3 separate regions of the Mus musculus genome follow, and all the other regions are linked to region 1. The links are chromatin contacts, found by Hi-C or POLR2A ChIA-PET in ENCODE. All regions are on one chromosome and are shown on one strand. The core of a region is the stretch at or near the end of the contact, and the rest is flanking DNA. Distances in the headings are between cores, read along the strand shown. Region 1 overlaps Ttc7 (tetratricopeptide repeat domain 7). Region 2 holds the start of 4833418N02Rik (RIKEN cDNA 4833418N02 gene). Region 3 holds the start of Mcfd2 (multiple coagulation factor deficiency 2).

Region 1 (2,700 bases), core at 104-2,603:
GAGGGCTTTGGTAGCCAACTGGACCTAGAGTCCTGCCTGTAGAGGAGCCCCAGGAAGAAACCTGGGCCTGCAGGGAGCAGCTCCAGGGGTTAGGCAGAGGACTGGGAGGAGGGTAAGGCTCACGACCTGAGCTGGGGAAGCTGGCAGCCCTGTCTCTGACCACAGCAGGCCTGAGAGCCCTCCCTCAGGCACCTGCCAAAAACAGGAACAGGAACAACTCTGCCCCAAAACCCATCACAGGCACGGGGACGGTTTCTTCTCTGGGTTGTTCCCCTTCTTTCTGCCTAGAGCTGGCAGAACCCATTTTCTGCTTAGGTCGAGGTGCGTTTGAGCCAGGTGGTCTGTGTATTTTATCATGCATTGCTTTAATCCCTAAGGCAACAGGTATTTCACACTGCACCCCAAACAAGAGAACAGGTGCTTTCCAAGGGGGTCGCCTCGCTGCTGCCCCTGCCTAGGTGGCTCCTTTAGCCCTGTAATCAATGAATCAGTCAATCAATAAATCAACCCCATTCTCCCAAGTTGCCCTAACTTGTCTGCCGGGAGTAAACTCTGAAGGCGAAGTGCACTTTAGGTTATCAGCGGTGGTCTTGCTTTTAGCGGCCACGTGCGTGTTTGTGTCTGCAGGCCTGGGGGAGGGGTACAAGTTGTTCTCACTGGGTTCAACCTGGAAGGCTCACTAGCAAAGCTTGTGTTGTCTCCCAGTTTTCTGTGTCTGCTTTGGGGGTGGGGGTGGGGGACAGGAGGACCTCTCTGAGGGCACGGCCTGTATCTGTTGTTTGTGCCCACTTCCCCAACGGCGTGAAGTGCTGCCTGACATCCTCTGTCTTTCATGCTCGGCTTGACTGTCAAGGTGGAAGTTTTGGTTTTGAGGCCGGTGATTTGGGTCTGTGGTGAAAATGAGCATCTGGATAATGGTTGAACGTCACCCGACCTTGTCCTCCAGTGGCCTCACTATTCTGGGTACTTGACCAGAGATCCCTCATGGACGTGCCAGCCCTCAAATGGAGACGTCTAACTAGAGTTGTATGTAGTATCCTCTCGACGACCAATTCTTACTAATATATCATTTTATTTCAAATCATACTCTCACCATTAAGCACCTACTGTGTGCAAAACACTTGTTTTTGACGAGTTCCCAGGAAATGAGGTGAACAGCAGGAGGCAGACTACTTATCTGTGGCCGTGGGTGCGATAGTCAGTCAGTCCGATAGTCAGTCAGTCCCTCAGCCTCTCTCGTTTGCTTCATGATGACTGCCAATGACAAACAGTGCAGCTGACCAGGTACTGAGCGTGCAGAAGGCACTTTGTAAATGGCATAGCGAACAAACGGAGTGCCAGGAGCCCTGGAGCACAGATGGCCAGTAGAGGGAAGTGTGAGAGTTTGTGAGAAGACCGCCGTTGTCTTTCTCCAGGGACTCAGAGCTGAAAGTGCTGGGTGTCTGTCGGCCATTGGCCTTGGGCACGTGATGCCCAGAAAGACAGGCATTGTCCAGGCTTAAGTTTTCTATTAGAAGGGGTTGGGGTGCGAGTATTTTATTTAGTTACGTATATTTGCTGGTGTCAGGAGGAATTGCAGGTCCCCTACACACTTGGCAAGTGCTCTACCATGGAGCTGCAGCCTCTCCCACAATAGTAATTTCTTTTTTGAGAGAGAGAGAGAGAAAGAGAGAGAGAGAGAGAGAGAGAGAGAGAGAGAGAGAGAGGATTTCTGTAGCCCTGGCTGTCCTGGAATTCACTCTGTAGACCAGGCTGGCCTTGAACTCACGGATCTGCTTGTCCCTACCTCCCGAGTGCTGGGATTAGAGGTGTGAGCCACTATCACAAGCTCACACTAGTCATTTCTTCAGAGCATTATGGGTATCAGGAGTTCTGCTTGAACTGGGGTAATGAAGCCTTATGAGAAATTTTGAAGGCTGAAAACTGTCAAGGGCTTTGGAAAATGTGCTGCACTGCTGGCTGTGGGGGTAGGGGGACTGCTGTCCTACTACGTCCCACCTTCCTCCTGGAGTCCTATGCTAGCTGAGCTGCTAACACCCCCACCACCCGCCTCTTGGCCAGTTGGACCTGACCTTAGTTGCAATAACCGGCTTCCTGGCTTCTCCTCATGCAGCCCGTTTCTGGGCCAGGGTTTGTTTGAGGCTCTGTTTGGATACTGTTAAAAGTGGGCAGCTTGGCTCACAAAGGTCATCAGGAGAGACCAGAACAAAGAGATCTTTCAAGCTGGCTTCTCACTGGGCAGCCAGAAAGGGCCAGGGAAAACCCCAGCTCCACCCGGCACAGACAGCTGCAGGTTGGGCTAGGTTTGCTCAGGCTGTGGCTGTCTGAGCCGTTTGAGAATGCCCCCACCTAGACATTTCTTAGAGGGGCAAGCTGAGGCAAGGGGTATTCTTAGCACGGGAGAGCCAGGCAACCCAGGCAAGGATTCCAAATCTCCTGTGTGGCCCTGGCCACTGGAACCTCTTGTATGGATTGTTTCTTTAAAAGCGGTCGATATAAATTAGGATTTACTCAAAACATGCCTGAGGGCGATGATTTACTTAGCAAAAGAGTTCTCAGGAGCCTGTTCAGATGTCAAAATCTCTTACAGATCTGAAAATTATTTAAAAAGCTAGCAGACCTTTGGGATGTAGGGTTGTGTTTGAATGCAGCATTTCGTCCCCGTGTGTCCTGGGAGTGGTCAGTGCTTAGATGTCAGCC
Region 2 (2,700 bases), core at 76-2,575, 34 kb before region 1:
TTTGCAACCGTGGTTGACAAAAGAATGGGAAGAAAAGATGGGGTTTCTTTGTTTCTATCAGTCTACCCTTCCCCTTTCTGTCAATCCTGCTGTTCCCTCTGGCCCCAGGGGTATCTCCCACTAACACTCTGACTAGGTAAATTGAAAACGCATTCTCAGGATACCCAAGTCAGTCTTTCACTCTTTCTGCCTTCCCCAACCCTCTCCCCACCCCATCCCCCTGCCCCACCGCCTCCGTGAAACCTAGTTCTGCAGAACCTCAGGTTCTGCACACAGGGGCAGGGAATCTTGCCTTCCAGGGAGGAAGGGGGCTTCATTTCGATCACACGGAGGAGCTGAAGTTTTGATAGGGACCGGCCCTGGTAATGGGCGTCAGGAGCCTGTGCTCTGATAGACCCGAAAACCTTAGTTCTGTACTGAAACTTGAAGCTGTAAATTTCCCGGCAGCAAGGGGCAGGGAGTGGAAGGACCTCCCGGAGAAGTAGAAAGCGGTCAGTTTCGAACTACTGAAAAGCTTGCCTGAAATCATTCTCGAACGTTTTCGGAATGGACCTCACAACAAGTGACTTAAGTACAGGCCCTGGGGATTTTTTTTTCAGTGTTGGCTGTGGTTTTAGCTACATCCTCAATTCCCAGGCAGGATTGACAGCTCCAGTTTCACCGAGGGTGGGGTCACGATACTTGCCTTCTAGCCAGGGTAGTCCTGGCTCCGCCCTCCAAGCCCCGCCCAGAGTCCTTTGAACTTCTGGGCACCGCTGGCCTTAGAGCGGAGCAGAGCGGAGTCGGGCGCTCCCTGGAGTTCTGATCAGCCTTTAGACACCAAAATAAAGTAGCAGCAAGTGGAAAATCAGCTGAGATCCTCTTTTAGAACCCAGAGTAGGCATTCCGATGGAAAGAGGAGTCCGGCAGTTAAAACAAACATAAACCCTCTCCGAGTTGGGGACATCCGAAGAGCTTAGGGACTTGCCCCGGCCGGTCTATCCGCAGCCCTGCGGGCGGGCGCGTTGCATCCGACCCGGATCCGCCAAGAGCCCGGGACCAGGACTGTCCTGTCGGCCGCTCCTCGGATTTGTGACGTGCCTCAGGCTGTGGCGGTGACGGGGCCACCACACAAAGCCGGGCGGTCCGGGCGGAGGACCCCAGGCCAAGAGTCCTGACGGGATGGGGAGGGAACGGGGAGCGAGGCGCCCCCGGGCTCCCGGGCTCCCCGCAGCATTAAAGTGAGCACCCAGTCAGCGGCGGGGAGCCGGCGGAGGGCGGCCCGAGATCGCCGTGTGCGCGCTTGGCTTCTGTGGCCTCGCTGGCGGTCGGCTCGCCTAGCCCGGCGGGGGATAGCCACGCCCACTTTGGGGTGGAGCCGCGGCCCGGGGAGGTTCCGCTGTTGGAGACGCCCGGGCACGGGGCGGGAGCTGTGGCAGCAGCTGCTGCACAGGAGGAGACAGCAGCGTCAGGAGCTGCTGCAGCAGCGGCGGAGGCTGCTTCTGGACGCCTTGGGGTCGCGCAGCCGCAGCCCCAGTCCAGAGGCTCCAGGCGGTGCGGTGGGCGCTGCCGCCGCCGCTGCTGCTGCTGCTGCTGCGGGCCCCTTGCCGTTACCCGGGCCCCCTCTGCCACCCGGGCCCCGGATGCCGTCTGCACTCCCGTCAAGCCTGCTGGAGAGTGCTCCCCAGCCTGGACGCCGCCCCCGGCCTGGTCTCCACTCCTCCGCCGCACCTCCCATGACAGCTCCTGCTCGAAGATGGCTGCGAAGGGCGCGCACGGCACCCACCTGAAGGTGGAGAGCGAGGTGGAGCGCTGCCGCGCCGAGGGCCAGTGGGACCGCATGTTCGAGCTGGCCCGGCATCTGCAGATGCTGGGCATTTCCGGCGGCGGCAGTAGCAACCGGCGAAACAGCCCGAGCGGCAGGTTCACCACTCTGGACACCGGTGAGTGAGGGAAGGGCAGATTCGCCCGGAGCGAGCGCGCGAAAAGCACCGCCTCGTCCAGGAAGCGCGACTCAACCGACCCGTCCCGGAGCCGGCGCTGGGTGCTACCCTCCGGCTTGCCGAGGCAGTTAGGAAAGTCGTCTGTCCCAAGAGAAAAATCGCTTTGCAGATTGGGTGTTTGAAGAGAAGAGAGAGAAAGAGAAAAGTTTGTGCTCTCTGCCTTTTAAGGTCACGTGGGTAACCCTACCCTGAAATGGAGGTTTCTGTAGGTATCAGAGAAGTGCATTCATTAGACCGGACCGTTGCCTCCCTAAACTGTCGAAACTCCCTCATGTTAAATTTGTTCCTCTGTGTCTTCTCTTATTTTCCCCTCAAATAAAGTTGAGACCAAGCTCTGTCCACAGCAGACTTAGACCGATGCGTTTGGTCAGAGAAGAGGCCGGCGAACCTCAGTTTCTTCGCCAGTGGCGGACACTGGCCCCATCCAGTCCTGGCAGCCTGTGGCTTTTGCAGCAGGGCTGGTTTAGTTGGGCTGGGCTCTTGTGCTGGGGCGGGAAAGCACCCTGATGGGGTAGAGGGAGAACCCCGCCCAGTCTTCAGACCCAGATCCTGTTTCGGGTGTCTTGCTCTCTGCGGTGGGAGAGGTTCAGAGCCCGCCGCGTGTGCACACCCACCTTTTCCGAAGTGGGCAGAGAATAAGTCCGACTATAAAGAGTTTTCCAAAACCACCCAGCCCGGGACACCTCTGTGGGAGCGATGGGGTGATTATAACCCTGAT
Region 3 (2,700 bases), core at 117-2,616, 51 kb before region 1:
ATCACATTTGACAACACCCCAGACATCCTGTTACACGGAGCCAAGGCCAACTGACTAGTGCTTCCTAGTTGTAGTCATCTCCATGCTCTTGAAGTCCAAGTAACCAGCAAGTTTCTGGGTTACAGAAAGCCCCCACATGGGCTGAGGTTGAAAACTTGTCCTGAATAGGCTGGTGTTTAATAGTCTGGTCCATTTGTTCACTGGGGGATTCCAAAGGAATGCCATGCTACCCTTATAACTAACATTTAACTAAGAGCCTAGTTACATAGGGAGAGCAGAGCTGTGAAGGCTGTGAGAACAGTCAGACGCCTCTCGACAGCAAAACACAGGTCACTAAAGAGGCACTCCAGGGGTATCACACACACCCCCATCCACAGAAAGCATGAGAAGAAATATTTCAACCCAAAGCAAAGCACGCCCCTCCATATGGCAGTGAACACCTAAACATGACTTAAGTCCAATCCAGAATATTCAGATGAGGAGGGGCAGGTCTTGAGTAAAGTACAAAGACAGTGAGTGAGTCACAACAGGCATTGCAGGAAGGAAAGAAGAGCTTGGAAGGGCAATGAGAATCCACAGAAGGACCTGGGAATGGGGCAGGGTGGCTGAGCGTGTCTCTACCTCCCCTGTACTGGACACGTTGAGGAGGGTCAATCAATATTAAAGGAGCAGAAAAGAGAGCTGATTGCTAAGGCAAGGTGTCTGGAAAAGTGAGAGTTTTGAATAGGTTCAATGTATTTGATGAGTGTAGGTAAGAGTGACGCCCAGGCCTCTGGTTTGGGCATATGTGTGGATGGAGGTGCCATGTCCCAGAAAGGGAAAACGAGACAAACGAGCATCCCTTGTCTACCTAACCTCCTAGGCTCAAACTAGCCAACCCTGTCGAGACAACAGGACCTGTGGGTCTGCCCCGAGGAAGGTGGGGGAGCCAGAGGCAGATGGAGTAACGCCTGAGACCCGCGTGCTTCCAGGCCAGCCAGGGTCCGTGTCCAGCCCACACAGCTGGCCCTACAGCCTAGTACTGAGACTCCCAGCAATGGGGTGAGCGCAAACAACAGCGCGGTGCTCAGCCGGGCAGACACGTCTGGCCCCCGAAACCCTCTCGGAAGACAGGCTGCCTCCGTGGGCCACAGGTCCCGCTGCGCCCTGAAGGTCCGCATCCTCCACCCCGCCACCCGGGCCTCCCATTCTCGAGCCCCAGGCCGACCGACCTCTGCCCCGAGGGTCAGGCCTCCGGCCCGTGGGTTCGCTCACCCCGATAATCCCCGACGCAGTCGCGAAGCACTCCAACGTGAACCTTGCCAGCTGCCGTCCCTGGGACGCTTTTCTCCGCACGCCGGTCCCGCCCCTCGCCCAGCCGCGCACGCGCACAGCCTCCCGCCCGCCCACCAACGCTGCCGGCCCCGCCCCCTGTGCGACCCGATCCAGTGGATCCACGTGTCCCCTGTGGCTGGCGCGGCCAGACCCGCCTCCCGAGGGCGACACCCTACTGCTAGGGCCCTGGGGAGGCCAAGAGGCGAGCTGGTTGCTAGGCAAACCTGAGGCTCCGGAACGTGGCTCACCGTGGGTTGTGGGCTGCAGGATCCGGAGGAGGCGGACTCCGAAGCTGGCCAGCCTCACCTTCTCTATACTTTGACGGATATCCTTGCTTCCACTACAAACTGAGAGAGTAAAACCCCTAACTCCTGTCCCAGTGAGGCAGCCGGTACTTCTCGGGGATCCTGCGTTTCCAAGACTGACCTGCTTCCATTTTCTTTTTGCTCCATTCCCTGAGCCGCAGCCTCAAGATCCAGCTAGTAAAGTTCCTGAAATCGTCTGGTTTTGTTGTTTTCTTTGAGAGAAGACAATATATTTAAAAAAAAAAAAAAAAAAAAGGATCCTGCCCTTTGATATTAACAAAATTGTCTTTCAGTGAATGTGTATAGATACAGATAGATATATGAGCTTAGGACTGTACATTTTAAAATTCCTTCTCTCCTTTGTATCTTTGAAGATACATAATCGTATTTTTTTTAGATGCACCTACATCAAAGATGGAGAGAGATTATATCAAAGCCCACCCCCACCCCCTCTTCCTTGTAGCCTTGAAAATTGCCCAACAGCACCGTTTTTGTCTCTTTGTCCCACTTTCCAAGATTAAGATTTCAACATTATCCATAGGGAGAGAAAGCCTCTTTCAAGAGTCCCTAAGATATTGCATCTCATTCCATCTCATTCTGAAGGTTAGATTAATTTGGTCCAGTTCATTCTGGGTACCCTGTAGTTGACTGCATTGTACCTACGATCCTTTGTCCTGGGAGCTACAAATGCAGGCAGTTTATGAAGCTCAGTAAGTAGAGACTGGACCGAGGGTAGCCTGGAGCATTCTTCACCTCACACCTCCTAGACTTTTTGTTTTGTTGCTGATTTGGTGTTTTGATTTTTCGAGACAGGATCTCTCAGTGTAGCCCTGGCTGTTCTGGAACTTGCTCTGTAGACCGGGCTGCCCGCAGACTCAGATCCATCTGCTTCTGTCTCCCAAGTGCTGGGATTAAAGGTGTGTGCCACCACTGCCCTGCTCAGACTTTTTTCTAATAAGCACTTGCCACCAAGCCAGATACTCCACCTTCTCTGTGGATGCTAGCTTTTGTCATCTTTCTCTTTCTACTGGATCATTCTTACCTGCATAGATGCTTGCCCTCTGGTTCTTTCCTACAATGC

The links. Hi-C counts contacts between places; a loop is a spot of excess contacts on that map. ChIA-PET counts read pairs that join two places held with the same protein, here RNA polymerase II (POLR2A).
Region 2: POLR2A ChIA-PET joins it to region 1 with 100 read pairs in Patski. The contact joins the promoter of 4833418N02Rik here to the enhancer-like site in region 1. A Hi-C loop is called at or near these places in 2 of 37 maps with a recorded cell type or tissue (Patski and heart). POLR2A ChIA-PET finds 5 or more read pairs at or near these places in 3 of 5 experiments (Patski and embryonic stem cell).
Region 3: POLR2A ChIA-PET joins it to region 1 with 20 read pairs in Patski. The contact joins the promoter of Mcfd2 here to the enhancer-like site in region 1. A Hi-C loop is called at or near these places in 1 of 37 maps with a recorded cell type or tissue (Patski). POLR2A ChIA-PET finds 5 or more read pairs at or near these places in 1 of 5 experiments (Patski).

Annotation. Positions count from the first base shown.
Region 1 is chr17:87,315,249-87,317,948 of GRCm38, forward strand. All of the region lies in intron 5 of Ttc7 (tetratricopeptide repeat domain 7), which reads left to right. Among named protein-coding and RNA genes, the nearest start is that of Gm52284, 9.6 kb to the left of the region's middle. Within about 2 kb of position 1,354, at least 1 of the 3 ENCODE cell types and tissues checked has a DNase peak (open chromatin) inside an H3K27ac peak, as active enhancers do.
Region 2 is chr17:87,281,489-87,284,188 of GRCm38, forward strand. It overlaps 4833418N02Rik (RIKEN cDNA 4833418N02 gene), which reads right to left and starts at 1,326. Exons shown (of 5, transcript NR_015506.3): 1 at 686-1,326. Ttc7 (tetratricopeptide repeat domain 7) reads left to right here and starts at 1,398. Exons shown (of 20, transcript NM_028639.3): 1 at 1,398-1,922. The coding sequence starts at 1,736.
Region 3 is chr17:87,264,581-87,267,280 of GRCm38, forward strand. It overlaps Mcfd2 (multiple coagulation factor deficiency 2), which reads right to left and starts at 1,367. Exons shown (of 4, transcript NM_139295.3): 1 at 1,255-1,367.